2 separate regions of the Homo sapiens genome follow, and region 2 is linked to region 1. The links are chromatin loops, found by intact Hi-C in ENCODE. Cell type or tissue: adrenal gland. All regions are shown on one strand. Links, peaks and the distances in the headings refer to the core of each region. The heading gives the core; the rest is flanking DNA. Region 1 overlaps ATP2B4 (ATPase plasma membrane Ca2+ transporting 4). Region 2 overlaps ZBED6 (zinc finger BED-type containing 6).

Region 1 (7,688 bases), core at 1,555-4,054:
AAATAAATAACTAGTGCAGCTCAGATATTGATTAATTAGAATGGACACCAGCCATAAGCAAGCAGTATATCTGTACCAACACATTCTTACTCTTAGTTCAGACCACACTTAACCTCCAGTGCTTCTCCTCTCCCCACTAGGTGAGAAATTCTTTGATATTGATAGTGGGAGGAAGGCACCTCTACATTCACCACCCAGCCAGCACTATACCATTGTTTTTAACACCTTCGTGCTGATGCAGCTCTTCAATGAAATCAACTCCCGAAAGATCCATGGAGAGAAGAACGTCTTTTCAGGCATCTACCGCAACATTATCTTCTGCTCTGTAGTCTTGGGCACATTCATCTGCCAGGTGAGATTCTATCTGCAGTTGGGGCAGGAGATCTGGAATGATAAAGGGCAGAAGCTGGGAGCCAGGGTTCCCTACATACCTAGGAAAAGGAATGAAGGAATTACGGGGACTGGAGCTGTAAGTTGAACACTTTGGGATTCCCAATCTGCTTTCTTTTGCATATTGCTCTAGAATTGGAGCCCATTGTGTCAAGAGCTCCAGTGCAGGGCAGCATGTTGACTGGAAATAAAATAATACTTCTAAAATCCTTTCATGATCTTTCTAAATACACAGAAATTTCACAGAATGACCAAAAGAAGTATTCTCTTCTAGTCCCTTTCTATGGCTCCTGTCAGCCTATATGAAATGTGCATGCACATCTAGTATAGACTCTCCCTGTCCCTGCCCTTTGTTCTGAAGGGCTTATGATAAAAAGTGTTGTGCAACTCAAAGAAAGAGAAGTAATGGGATTTGTACATGTATATTACATAGTCAGCCCAGCTTGGACTCCTCCAATATGAGACTATGAGCTGATCATGTCCCATCCCTCAGCAGGGCACCTCCCTTTATTTGTCCCCATCCTCAATTCCTTTTTTTTTTTTTTTTTAATTTTAAAAATACAGATGGGGTCTCACTCTGTTGCTCAGGCTGGTCTCAAACTCCTGGCCTCAAGCAATCCTCCCGCCTCCCAAAGTGTTATTACGCCTGCCATTTTTTCTTTTTGTTTTTTTTTTTTTCGTTTGAGACAGATATCTCTCTCTCTCTCTCTCTCTCTCTCTCTCTCTCTCTCTCCCTCTGCCTCTCTCTCTCTCTCTCTTTTCCCCCCTCCCCCAGGGGGAGTGCAGCCTCAGTCTCCCAGGTTCAGGCAATCCTCCCACCTCATCCTCAGTTCCTAACTCCATCACTGTACCTTCTCCTTGTCACTAACTGGCTTTAGTCACAAGAAGCCACCAGCTCCCCTAACTCCTCCAGATTGTCTGTTAATCATAGTCACAGTAACTATGTCTGTCTCCCCATCAGAGTGCTCTTAAAGGCTGTTTTTGTCTGTCTCCCCTTTGAGATTTCTTCTTTTCCCTTCCCCTGCAAGCAAATCGGGACTTGTACCCAAGGATCCTGAGGAGTGGGATGATGTGGCTTTGGGGGCCTTGGCTGGAGGGCCAGCTGCCTGTTAGTCATTTCCTTGATGGTGGGCTGCCCCTTTCTCTGTTCTAGATTTTCATCGTGGAATTTGGGGGTAAACCCTTCAGTTGTACAAGCCTCAGCCTGTCTCAGTGGCTGTGGTGTCTCTTCATTGGGATTGGAGAACTTCTGTGGGGCCAGGTGAGTACCGGCACACCCTCCTGGTGCATTCTCACAGCCTGCAGAACTCCCCTCCTCTACATGAGATGGAACAAGCAACGGTGGAGACCCCCCAGCTCCTCATCTTCATCTTCTCCTCTTCCCTCCCCACCCCCACTCAAGTTTTCAAGTTCTTGCCATCTCATAGGATCTCAAGGTGGAATGATCACTTCAGAGGTTTCAGAATTCTTCTCTAACTAAGCCTGGAGGTAGAAAAATCCCTTAGCTTGGCTGGGCGCAGTGGCTCACACCTGTAATCCCAGCACTTTGGGAGGCCGAGGCAGGCAGATCACGAGGTCAGGAAATCAAGACCGTCCTGGCTAACATGGTGAAACCCCGTCTCTACTAAAAATACAAAAAATTAGCTGGGCATGGTGGCAGGTGCCTGTAGTCCCAGCTACTCGGGAGGCTGAGGCAGGAGAATGGCGTGAACCTGGGAGGTGGAGCTTGCAGTGAGCCGAGATTGCGCCACTGCACTCCAGCCTGGGCGACAGAGCAAGACTCAGTGTCAAAAAGAAAAAAAAAAGAAAAATCCCTTAGCTTCTCTGAGACAGAAACCAAACTTTTCAATGGAATTTTGCTACAAAAAAAAAATATATAATAAGGGTCTTAGAAGTAGAAGAGTTTACAAGACACATGTCTTTATTCTCATGAGGCAGCAACCTGGCTATGGGCTGTCGAGCTGACATAATTCAGGGTTTCCAGCCTCTTCTCTTTCTTGCCATGGCTTTATCTGGGTGGAATTCTTAACTCTTACCTGAGATAAATTCAGATTTACAAGATCTCTAGAGTAGCAGTATGGCCTGTGGTTCAGAGCATGGACTCTGGGAATGACTGCCTGGGTTTGAATCCAGCTCTCTGTTTTTTTTTTTTTTTTTTTTTTTTTCTGAGACAGAGTCTTGCTCTGTCACCCAGGCTGGAGTGCAGTTGTGTGATCTCGGCTCACTGCAAACTCTGCCTCCTGGGTTCAAGCAATTTCTCCTGCCTCAGCCTCCCAAGTAGCTGGGATTACAGGCAACCACCACCGCACCTGGCTAATTTTTGTATTTTTACTAGAGACGGAGTTTCACCTTGTTGGCTAGGCTGGTCTGGAACTCCTGACCTCGTGATCTGCCTGCCTTGGCCTCCCAAAGTGCTGGGATTACAGGTGTGAGCCACCGCACCTGGCCCAGCTCTTGTTGCCCAGGCTGGAGTGCAATGGTGCAATCTTGGCTCACTGCAACCTCCACCCTCCAGGTTCAAGCAATTCTCCTGCCTCAGCCTCCCAAGTAGCTGGGATTACAGGCACCCACCACCGCGCCCAGCTAATTTTTTGTATTTTTAGTAGAGACAGGGTTTCACCATGTTGGCTAGGCTGGTCTCAAACTCCTGATCTCAGGTGATCCACCCGCCATGGCCTCCGAAAGTGCTAGGATTACAGGCCTGAGCCACCGTGCCCAGCCTCAGCTCTCCTTTTTATAAGCTGAATCATCTTGGGCAAGTTACATAACCAATCTGTGTCTCAGTGTCTTCAGCTTAGGAAAACAAGGTCATTGTTAATTAGTGAATCAGTTACTATACAGTAATGAATAATGTCTTATTCCTTATAAATAATCAAATTTTAAACTATTACGATTATAATAGTATCATTAAGTCTAATAGTTTCACTTCTTCCTTAATACCACTTTACAAACCTCCCTCATCCTCAGCTCTGGCCTGGGCTATACCTCTCTTTACAGACCCCAGGTCTCTGCAGATAATCCCTTAGTGTCCAGCCACCCAGGTAATGGACACTTTGCCCTAACTGGCCTCAAAGAGCCATTTCTGGAGCTGCAGGCCTTCTCCCCTAAACCTGCTAGTTATTTATTTCATACCTAGATGCCTCCCTGAATAATTTCTTTTTCTTTTCTTTTCTTTTCTTTTTTTTTTTTTTTTTTTTTTAAGAGATGGGGGTCTCAGGCCAGGCGCAGTGGCTCACACCTATAATCCCAACACTTTGGGAGGCTGAGTCGAGCAGATCACCTGAGGTCAGGAGTTCGAGACCAGCCTGGCCAACATGGTGAAACCCTGTCTCTACTAAAAATACAAAAAAAAAAAAAAAAAATTGGCCGGGCATGGTGACACATGCCTGTAATCCCAGCTACTTGGGAGGCTGAAGCAGAATTGCTTGAACCCGGGAGGCGGAGTGCAATGAGCTGAGATCACGGCACTGCACTCCAGCCTGGATGACAAGAGTGAGACTCTATGTCGAAAAACAAAAAATAAAGAGATTGGGGTCTCACTATGTTGCCAGGCTGATCTCAAAGTCCTGGGCTCAAGCAATCCTCCTGCCTCGGCCTCCCGAAGTGCTGGGATTACAGGCATGAACCGCTGCACCCAGCCCTCCCTAATTAATGTCTGACCCAATTCCCTCCACCCTGTTCTGTTTGGTGAAGATTTCTTTTTTTTTTTTTTTACCAATGGGTTCCTAAAGCAGTTTTATGCTTTGGTAAAGCTTGGTTGTTAAACCTGTTGTTTGAAACTCTGTTCTGGCTCTTGCCTCACATGTGGCCATGTGGCCTTGCTGCCAGACAGCAGCCTTCCTTCTGTATCACAACAGCTTTTTCCACATTCAGAGGCAGAGCTCTGGCATTCTTCCCATTTCAAAACCCTTGACTCCATATCAGATTGCCCATACAGTCCCTCTTCCCCACATGAGCCCTGGCTACTCCTTATCTTGTCCGGAAAGAACTGACTGACAGGTGCTGAGCTCACCGGGAAATTTATTTCAAATTTCAAACCCTATGTACTGCTCCTTGTCTTCTGATAATACTCATGTGACCCCTCTTCTATGGACTGTCCCATCCACTTCCTCACCTCAAGCCCAAGAAAACTTTTGGTATCCTTTCACAAGAGTTTGTAACACAGAAACTACTTTGCATGTGGCAACTAAGAAAGGGGTCATTCATTTCCAATACCCTTCTCAACCCCTTGCCTATACATAGGCAATATCACCATCTTCTCCCCAAACTCTTTTCCCCCAGGTCCTGGTCTCTGTTTCTTCCTACTGCGTACCATGCTGTATAGTTCTGTTAACCTTAAAAGACAGATTGCAAAATGGAACAGAAGAAATGAGACAGAAAGAGGAAAATGAAGTATATGACCAGGCAGATGGCTGGTCAATTACTAGAATAGAAGCTCTCTTTTGTGTGTGTCCATAAATACAGAAAACCTTCCTAAAAGCCTGACCGCTGGTGGGCACTTGGAGAATGCTTGCCTGGATGGATTGGTGCTTCTGCCCACTGCTCTTCCAGTGGGAAGGGTGGTAGGGCAAAGAGTAACCTGCCCAAGGGCCTGGCTCATGTAAGTTGACTGACAGCTCTTCTCACGCTGATTCTGACGTCTTCCTCTTCGCTGCGCTTGTTTTCAGTTCATCTCCGCAATACCTACCCGATCCCTGAAGTTCCTGAAGGAGGCTGGGCATGGCACCACCAAAGAGGAGATCACCAAGGATGCCGAGGGACTGGATGAGATTGACCATGCTGAGATGGAGCTGCGCCGAGGCCAGATCCTCTGGTTCCGGGGCCTGAACCGTATCCAGACTCAGGTACTCTGATAGTGGTCTGTCCTTCCCTTGGGAGAAGCAGCTTCCCATCTTGGAAGGTGTTGGGAGGGTAGCAGTTCTTGTCGGCCAGCATCTCTTCCCTTCCAAAGGCTCACTACTGATGGGCAGCCCTAGATCCTCAGCTTCAGGACAGACACGCAAAAGGATCTGTGTGGGGTCCTCTGAGAGGAGAGGAGTCAAATGACCTAGACCATGGGACACTATTAGCATAGTCCTTTAGCTCTGGGTTGACCCTAAAGCCCAGCCTGCCACCCTCTATCAAATGGGCAAGCTTCAGCATAAGGTCTCTTGCAAGCACTAGACCTGACCCCAGGGTGGGAAATGCTCAGTTTTTCCCTACCCTTCAGAAGGAAGGAGTTAGACAATATCAATATGCCAACATACCCAGCATTCACTTAATATAGCTTCCTCACACTGCCATTATAGGAATAGATGCTATCTGGAAGGGTCTTTGTAAAAGAAACTCACCTTGTTATATCTCCCCCATTCAAAGTGTAAGGCCATGGTGGGGAATCTGATGGTTTCATGTGTAAAAATGACAATAGTCTCTTGATGTCTGAGCATCTTTTGCAGGATTCAGACTTGCTTCCTGACAAGGAGGAAGCAATAATTTCTTCAAGCCTCTTCCCTTCTTGCAATTTCTGAAATGGGATAGAAGCCACCCCTGCTGCTCTTATGTCCCCTGTCTATAGCCCCACAATAACTTTTATTTTTTCCACTTTCCATGCATCAATTGTAACTACTTTCTCCTGGGTGAATGCGCTGATCTAAGCATTGATAATTCTGTCTTCCCCTGCTCTCACCCCCCATAGCTTTATTGTTTTAATCCTGAGATTTTCCATTTCAAAAACACTGTAAATTCCAAGATCTCAAGGGTGGTCTCCAGAAAACAGGCGTATTTCTCTCTGCTGATTGGCTAGAGATCTTCAAAATAAGTTTCACTGTCTAAAACTGGCCTTGCAAATGTTTTAGAAAGTTCCCCAGTCGGCCAGGCATGGTGGCTCACGCCTGTAATCCCAGCACTTTGGGAGGCCAAGGTGGGTGGATCACCTGAGGTCGGGAGTTCAAGACCAGCCTGACCAACATGGAGAAACCGCGTCTCTACTAAAAATCCAAAATTAGCCGGGCGTAGTGGCACATGCCTGTAATCCCAGCTACTCGGGAGGCTGAGGCAGAAGAATTACTTGAACCCGGGAGGCAGAGGTTGTAGTGAGCTGAGATTGCGCCATTGCACTCCAGCCTGGCCAACGAGAGCTAAACTCTGTCTCACAAAAAAAAAAAGACTGGGCGCGGTGGTTCTCACCTGTAATCCAGCACTTTGGGAGGCCAAGGCAGGTGGATCCCCTGCCTTAGGTGAAACCCCGTCTCTACTAAAAATACAAGCCAGGCATGGTGGCACATGCCTGTAGTCCCAGCTACTTGGGAGGCTGAGGCAGGAAAATCGCTTGAACCCAGGAGGCGGAGGTTGCAGTGAGCTGAGACCACACCATTGCACTCCAGCCTGGGTGACAGATTGAGAGTTGTCTCAAAAAAAAAAGAGAAAGAAAAGAAGTTCCCCAGTCAATCCCACCTCGTTAGTGTATAGGAGAGATAGATGGAGTGAATATTCTAAACTATATACCTGGTAGGAACTTATCCCCTATAGGCAAGACAACAAATAGAAAAGTGGAAAAGAGGCCGGGTGCGGTGGCTCACGCCTGTAATCCCAGCACTTTGGGAGGCCGAGGCTGGCAGATCATAAAGTCAGGAGTTCGAGACCAGCCTGGCCAACATAGTGAAACCTTGGCTCTGCCAAAAATACAAAAATTAGCTGGACGTGGTGGTGGGCGCCTGTAATCCCAGCTACTCTGGAGGCTGAGGCAGGAGAATCGCTTGAACCCGGAAGGCTGAGGTTGCAGTGAGCTGAGATCGCGCCATTACACACCAGCCTGGGCAACAAGGCAAGACTCTGTCTCAAAAAAAAAAAAAAAAAAGAAGAAGAAAAGTGGATTGCAGACTCACTATGCACCTGACTGTACTTCCAGGCAGGTGCTTTTTCTGTCTGCCAGAGAAACATTCCAGGGTGCTGTGGCTGCCTCACCTATCCAGGGCGATGCAGCTCCCTGGGGACACAGGTGCTTCCTGGGGAGCCCTGAGCACTTCTCCGTGTTGCTGGCCTCACATCCAATTGGGCAGGCATTGGAGTCCGGGCACTGCCTGGAGCTCACCAGAAGGTGCTTTACAGTGGTCCTTGGTTTGTCTCTCAGAGGGCTTGGTCCCCTCTGCTGTGAGGCTGGACTGCAGCTGTGGTGGCAAGTGACCAGATGTCACTGAGCAGCCTGACCATGGTCTAGGTGGTGCTTGGATGCATCCACTTGGCTTCCTTTGGTCATTGAGTTTCAAGAAGAGAAACTCCAGGAGACGGCTTGGCCAGGATCAGGCAAAAACAATCATGCC
Region 2 (7,688 bases), core at 2,945-5,444, 130 kb after region 1:
GTAATTTGGGTTACTACTGTATTTTATACTTACAGTTTGATATTTGTGAAGTAGCAGGACAGGATTTTTTAAAAGCTAATTTTTAGGTGGCAAGATATTTTGCTTATTTATATACTCAACCTTTAGATTATCGATTCTTAGATTCACAGGCTTAAAGAATCATAGCCACAATTCTAAGAAGGCAGCAAAAGAAAATGAATATGCTCAAATTAAAAAGCCTGACTCTCACTGAATTACCTGACTCTTCCTTTTGTAGGCTGTTGTCCCGCTTGTCTCTGAGGACAAATCAGTCACTGTGCCTGAAGCAGAAAATCCTAGAGACAGGTAATACTTTGTAATTCTTTCTAAACAAACTCCAGGCCCCTGTTACTGTTTAGGCTCTCTAGAGAATAACACTGATAAATAACTTTAGCAACATTCAAATAAATCTGTTGCACTTCAAATTAATTGCAAGAAAGTATGAAAATCTAGGGTTGCTGTTCTTCTTTGGTGCCATTGTTTACATTTTGCTATATTACCTAAAAGATGTTTTTTTGTTTTTTTGTTTGAGGCAGCGTCTCACTGTGTCACCCAGACTGGAGTGCAGTGGCACAATCTCTGCTCACTGCAACCTCCACTTCCCGGGTTCAAGCAATTCTCCTGCCTCAGCTTCCCAAGTAGCTGGGATTACAGGTGCCTGCCACAAGGCCTAGCTAATTTTTGTATTTTTAGTAGTGACAGGGTTTTGCCACATTGTCCAGGGTGGTCTCAAACTCCTGACGTCAAGTGATCCACCTTCCTCGTCTTCCCAAAGTGCTGGGATTACAGGCATGAGCTACCATGCCCGGCCCCTGAAAGATGTCTTTAACACCTACTTTGAGTTATAAAAATGCTTGGTGCTGGCCAGGCAAGGCGGCTTATGCCTGTAATCCCAACATTTTGGGAGACTGGGGCTGGAGAATCACTTGAGCTCAGGAGTTCAAGACCAGCCTGGACAACATAGTGAGGTCTTGTCTCTAATAAAAATCAAAGAAATAAAAAAAAAATCACATGGTGACACACACCTGTAGACCCAGCTACTTGGGAGGCGGAGGCAAAATGATCGCTTGAGCCCAGGAGGTCGAGGCTGCAGTGAGCCATGATTGTACCACTACACTCCAGCCTGGGTGACAAAGGGAGACTCTGCCTCAAAAAAAAAAAAAAAAAAAAAAAAAAAGCTTGATCCCAAATCAGTAAAAGAATTATTTCTTTATGTATGTTCTTAAAAACAAATTTTTGCTCACTTTGTGTCCGTGAGACTAGGTGATTCAGCCAACTATTTTTAAAACGGCAGTTTTCTAATAATCTTTTTTTTCTTACAGTCTTGTGCTGCCTCCAACCCAGTCCTCTTCAGATTCCTCACCCCCGGAGGTGTCTGGCCCTTCCTCATCCCAAATGAGCATGAAAACTCGCCGACTCAGCTCTGCCTCAACAGGAAAGCCCCCACTCTCTGTGGAGGATGATTTTGAGAAACTAATATGGGAGATTTCAGGAGGCAAATTGGAAGCTGAGATTGACCTGGATCCTGGGAAAGATGAAGATGACCTTCTGCTTGAGCTATCAGAAATGATTGATAGCTGAAGGTGGTAGTGAGGACACTTTAAAAAAAAAATCGCCAAAAAACTGGACTTAGTTTCATCTATTGTAACATTTACCTGAGATGATCATTTCTTTAGTCTAGAATTTGCCCCAAATCAGAAGTATACCTCTGAATTATCTGTATGTGTCCTGGATTCCTTGGGGTCAGATTTTTAAAGTTACTTTATAACCATTTTGTCCATTTGATGCCATTGTTTATCATCTTTTGAGAAAAAAGTTCTGTCATACCCTTCTCTCCACAAAAAAGAGACTGAGAGGGAGATCAAGTGAAAGGGTGCAAGCGAACTTAGTGACTCCTTGAGGTGTTTGTCAGTTTTGGCTTTTTTCTTCTTTGTTGTATTCTTTATGTATTGTCTTGATGTACTTAATATTACCTGAGTTTGAAATGGATGAAGACAGCTGCTACCATTAAGGACCAAATTTTATGCTACCACTAAACAAAAATACCCACTCAGTCTGTGTTAAATTGTATGTCTTTTTAAAGGTATTTAAAGATTCAACTAAGCTTTAAAGAGGGCTGAGCAGCTCAGGAAGCCTGTAATGTGGGCATAACTCTTTGGACCTGATCTTGATGCTTCTGCTGCTCTGTTAGCCTCTGAAGAGCAATATCTAATTTATTATTACTGTAATTTTTTAAAAGGCTTTAAAGTGCCTCAGGGGTCCCCTGAAACTAATTTTCTATTTCTGGGATTCCCTGGATTCATTATATGAGATGGTGACATGATTAGAGGAATTCTTTTTTAGTATGAAAATTGTCCTTTTTCTTCTTCAGTACTTGCCTCCTTGCTGGCATTGAATTAACACAGGGACAAAATTTGGTTAATTTTTTATTTCTAACTCTCCCAACAAACCCCTGTTGCCCAGTATTTGTTTGGTGGCCTTTAACCACCTGAGGGAAAAAATGAGCTTATTCAAGCTGCCAATATTTATCTATGGGCTGTAGCAGTACACTGAATTGTACTGTGCCAGGGATATTGAGATGCTCTGGGGGTGTATTGTATACCTGCCAGTTTTCTTCATTTCTGAATTGAGTTTTCTTTTCTTGATGTTGGTTTCCTTCATATCACCTCAAGGTTTAGATTTGTGAAGGAATAAGCATGATGGAAATAATAGTCTTGAAAGGAGATATGTTGTATATAATCAGGAGGAAGAGGAAGGAAGGACTTACCCATTTTGATATTTTGCTGTAGGTGGCCAGTTTTGTTTCTCATAGGGAAATCTGACCCACCTGTCATGTTGGCTCCTAAGGAACTGCTGTTGTAAGCGGCTCATCAAGAGTTGAACTTCACGTAGCCTTGTTGGGAATATGGAAAAGGAAGAAAGCCACAGGACTGCCCATTCAGTCTTGGGAAGATTGGGATGATTCTGCACAAGCAAAAATGACTGAAGTTTATGTATAGACACACCTCTACCAATCCATCTTCAGCTGACTGAATGTTGTATGATAGCCCTTCTCCAAAGCAGAGGTAGAATGTTCAGGTTTCACCATGGATTTTCTACTTATTTCGTTTTTGGAATCAGCTTACAGATTCCAGGTCCCTTTTGTATATATTCTTTATTCTTTTGCTTTTTTAAAAAATAATTTTGTTTCATATTTAAAGCACTTGTATTAGTCAATGTTTCGTGTTCCGCATTATTTGAACCATTTGCCCTTACAGAAAGAGAAATACTTGTTTGTGTTTTAAATAAAACTGATGTAGGAAAGTCTTGATGTTGTGAGCTAAGTAATCTTACATCATCATATCAGCCTGGGATCCATCTTGACAAGAGACCCCAGACAGAATGCTATTGGCCTTTCGTGTAAGTGCCCGAATTTCAGTTATTATTTGGCTTAGAAACCTTTCATCTGGATATATTGCCAAATTTACAAGTGTGCTCAATTTTAGCTGCATATGCTTTAGGTAAGAATTTATATTATTATAATGTGAGGATTTTTTTTCTGACACGGATACTTACTCCTTAGTGTTGTAACTCAAGCAATGCCATTAAGTTTTTAAAAGGAGGGAGGGTTTAAAAGTGATCTTAGGGAGTCTCTCTGGGCCTACTCTGGCTCAAGAGGCTGATAAAAAATAAATAAATGAATAAACTTGATCTTTAGAGTCAACGATTTAGAATTTTCAAGCATGAAGGTGCAGCAGATAAGAAATTTAATTTATAGAAGTCCAGGTTTCTTAATATGTGTGCCAATTTTTAAAATTGTAGGAAAGTATATGTTTGTTAGCTACCAAAGAACATAGATTTTTCCTATTAGTCTAAAAGTCGTCCCAACAAGTTGAATCAACTTTTCACAAAAAGCAAAAGACTATAGTTTTGAATGATAGTTTTTCATTTTAACAGTAAGAAAAGGGCCCAAATATTCCAGTTTGGTTATAGCCAGAAATAAGATAGTTTTATGTTTCATATATTTTATCTCAAGATAATAATTCCTAAAGTTCTAGCCTTAACCCTAAATCTCAGTGGTTCTTCTTTAAAGCTAGAACATAGTGTGTTTTCATCTTGATCAGTATTTGAAAGATGAGACTGATGTTTACTAATTACAATTGCAGTAACAAAGCTTGATCTATTAATATATTGATCAGAGTTCCATGATCCTTTTCTAAAATGGTGGCTTTATTTTGCCAGAATAATTCTGCAGGGTGTTTTTTTTAAGACAGAGTCTCACTCTGTTGCCCAGGATAGAATGCAGAGTGGCACAATCTTGGCTCACTGCAACTCTTGCCTCCCAGTTTCAAGCGATTCTCCTGCCTCAGCCTCCTCAGTAGTTGGGATTACAGGGGTGCACCACCACACCTGGCTAATTTTTATATTTTTAGTAGAGACAGGATTTCACCATGTTGGCCAGGCTGGTCTGGAACCCCTGACCTCAAGTGATAGGCCTTCCTCGGCCTTCCAAAGTGCTGGGATTACAGGTTGTGAGCCACCACGCCCAGCCAACAGTTCTGCAGTTCTGTAAAGTATTTGATTGCTTTGAATTTGGCTGTAGCACAGGAAATACATGGTCTCCAGTTGTAACTGCTTAATAGGTAAAACTTAAATTAGCTAACATTTATTGAGTACTTATTGTGTATCTTTAATTCACGTCCTCATTTTGACACTAAATTATACAGTACATTAAAGATGACTATTCCCGCACTGAAGTTTCAGGGTCAGTATGTTTATATATTATGTGCCATTGGGTTTGATTAGTAGATCTTTTCAAGAGTGTTTTTTAAAATCATGACTTTATGAAGCTGCTCAGTAACTCTGAAAATTCCTACAACCCAGACATTTAACTGCATTAATAATTAAGACTCCAAACCGCAATTTATTTTGAATTTGCAAAAAGATATTAGTTAAGGGGCATGAACACAATTAAAATCCTTGACCATTCTCTTAAGTTTGTTCAATAAAGTGGGCAAAAAATAAGTAATGACCGTAAATAAGAACAGCAATCAAGAATTTAGTTTTACATTTAAAAAAAGTAATTTTGGCTGGGCACGGTGGCTCACGCCTGTAATCCCAGCACTTTGGGAGGCCGAGGTGGGTGGATCATCTGAGGTCAGAAGTTTGAGACCAGCCTGGCCAACATGGCAAAACCCCATCTTTACTGAAAGTACAAAAAAATTAGCCAGGCGGGGTGGCATGCACCTATAATCCCAGCTACTTGGGAGGCTGAGGCAGGAGAATTGTGTGAACCTGGAAGGCGGAGGTTACAGTGAGCCGAGATCAATCACCACTGCACTCCAGCCTGAGCAACAGGGCAAGACTCCATCTCAAAAAAATTTTTTTTGGATTTATATTTACTGAGAGGGTCTGTTACTAAGGTATTTAGATTTGGTTGGATTTAACTGCTAAAATGTTGTAGAGTCTGAATCTATGGCATGGTAAAGAATAATCACAGCCATTCAGCAAGTTGTGAAGCTTCTGGTTGGGATGAAAGAAACTTCAAGCTGAGAGGAAGAATGTTCTGAAATATTTGGGAGGTTTGGCAGACTCCTTTCTCAGGGGTATGTTCATTTGGGCCAGTGATTCTGAAGCCCACTTTGCAGATATCTTAGGTGTGTCATGAAGTTTTACAAGAACATTGTGAGTAGTTGCAATAACAAAAGGAAACAAATGTTTCATATTACTTTCCATTATCCGTGTCTCAGGTATTCTTCCAGAGATACTTTAGCCATGTGTAAGTGAATACACTTCCATACAATATCATGCGTAAAACACATGACATTCTGAACCCTGCCGTTTTTATTAAAGAAAATTTCAAATGTATTTAGAATTAAAGTATAATAAACTCCACATAGTCACCCAGTTTCAACAATTGCAGATTCATGGCCAATCCTCTCTTCTTTACCTTACCAACTATCCATCACCCCCTATTCTGACCTACTTGACTGGGCTGAGGGTGAGGCAAGCAAGGTATTGGGCACAATTTAAGGAGGCACTCACTTTTCAAGGCTTGTATTTGCACATGTGATTGTGATTCCTACAATTATGCTCAATCCTTAGCCTTGCCTTATCTGAGATCTGGCCCTGCTGGCTCCACTGAGTTATTTTGAAGTAAATCTCAAGCATAGTATACCTTGCTTTTTTTTTCATCATGTATATTGGATATCGTTTCATATCGGGACACAAAGACCTTTAATCTTAGTAACAGTTGCATAGAATTGCACCCTATGAAGATGCAGTAATTTATAATAGTCCCTATTGATAGACATTTAGGTTGCTTCCCATCTTGGTATTTTAAACAATGTTGTGATGATTACATTATACCACACATGTAAGTTTGTATGGAGGATAAGTACCTAGAAATAGAGCTTAATAATTTACAGTACCACTATTTTTTCATTTCCAATCTAATAAGAGAAATAGTACTTCAGTGTAGTTTGGTGTGCCTTTCTTTTTTTTCTTTTGTGACAGACATTCTGAATGTAGCCTTTCTGTTATGAGTGAAGCTGGGCATCTTTTCATGTTTAAAGACCACTCCTATATCCTTTGCTACAAACTGATGCTCACATCCATTGCCAATTTTAATTTTGAGTCTTTTTTTGTTTTGAGACGGAGTCTTGCTCTGTCACCCAGGCTGGAGCGCAATGGCGTGATCTCCACTCACTGCAACCTCCGCCTCCTGGGTTCAAGCAATTCTGCCTCAGCCTCCCGAGTAGCTGGGATCACAGGCGCCCGCCACCACACCCAGTTAATTTTTGTATTTTTAGTAGAGATGGGGTTTCGCCATGTTGGCCAGGCTGGTCTTGAACTCCTGACCTCAGGTAATCCGCTGGCCTCAGCCTCCCAAAGTGCTGGGATTACAAGAGTGAGCCACCGTGCCCGGCCCAGGCTTGGCTTTTAAAAGTGCTGGTAGAGCAGCTGGGCGCAGTGGTTCACACCTGTAATCCCAGCACTTTGGGAGGCCAAGGCAGGTGGATCAAGAGGTCAGGAGATCAAGACCATCCTGGCCAACATGGTGAAACCCTGTCTCTACTAAAAATACAAAAATTAGCCGGGCGTGGTGGCACATGCCTGTAATCCCTGCTACTCGGGAGCCTGAGGCAGGAGAATCGCTTGAAGCCAGGAATCGGAGGTTGCAGTGAGCCAAGATTGTGCCACTGCACTCCAGCCTGGTGACAGAATGAGACTCCGTCTCAAAAAAAAAAAAAAAAAAAAAAGTGCTGGTAGCTTCAACCTTGGTTTCCTAGACCCCTAATCCCCCATATAAGAAAGCATACCACCCTTCTAGAGAAACCGTGTGGTGAGGGCTGAGACTACATAGAGATAGGGACCCAGCTGAGGCCAGTCTTCCAAAGATACACACCAAAGCCGTAGATATGTCTTGTGGAGCAGAAGAATCACTCAGCTGAGAACCTGCCCAAATTCCTGACCCATGAAGTCATGAATTATAACAAAATGGTTGTTGTTTTAAGCTACTAAGTTTTGGAATATTTCTTACACATCAGTAAAGACCAGAATAGCATTCTTTTTCAGGAACTCTACATATTAGTAAAATTAATCATTTTTCAGATGTAATGCAAACATATTTTTCCTAGATGTTTTGACTTTGTTTATTGTTTCCCTTTTTAGTCATGCATAATTTTATT

Evidence for each region. Hi-C counts contacts between places; a loop is a spot of excess contacts. Peaks named below come from ENCODE experiments on the same cell type or tissue, not always from the same donor. Only the 100,000 strongest peaks of a DNase experiment are listed, where the experiment ranks them.
Region 2: it touches region 1 in a loop (2.6-fold over the local background); 2 of 110 quality-filtered maps call a loop at or near these places.

What each region holds. Positions count from the first base shown.
Region 1 is chr1:203,722,338-203,730,025 of GRCh38, forward strand. It overlaps ATP2B4 (ATPase plasma membrane Ca2+ transporting 4), which reads left to right. Exons shown (of 21, transcript NM_001684.5): 18 at 141-352; 19 at 1,544-1,651; 20 at 5,058-5,234. It overlaps SNORA77 (small nucleolar RNA, H/ACA box 77), which reads left to right and starts at 7,244; the gene lies at 7,244-7,368. In adrenal gland, for the core only: no CTCF peak of the experiment used is centred there; no DNase peak of the experiment used is centred there; H3K27ac peaks cover 463 bases.
Region 2 is chr1:203,850,801-203,858,488 of GRCh38, forward strand. ZBED6 (zinc finger BED-type containing 6) reads left to right here. Exons shown (of 17, transcript NM_001395895.1): 16 at 257-324; 17 at 1,341-3,324. It overlaps ZC3H11A (zinc finger CCCH-type containing 11A), which reads left to right. Exons shown (of 18, transcript NM_001376342.1): 17 at 257-324; 18 at 1,341-3,324. The coding sequence ends at 1,599. Among named protein-coding and RNA genes, the nearest start is that of SNRPE, 7.0 kb to the right of the region's middle. In adrenal gland, for the core only: no CTCF peak of the experiment used is centred there; no DNase peak of the experiment used is centred there.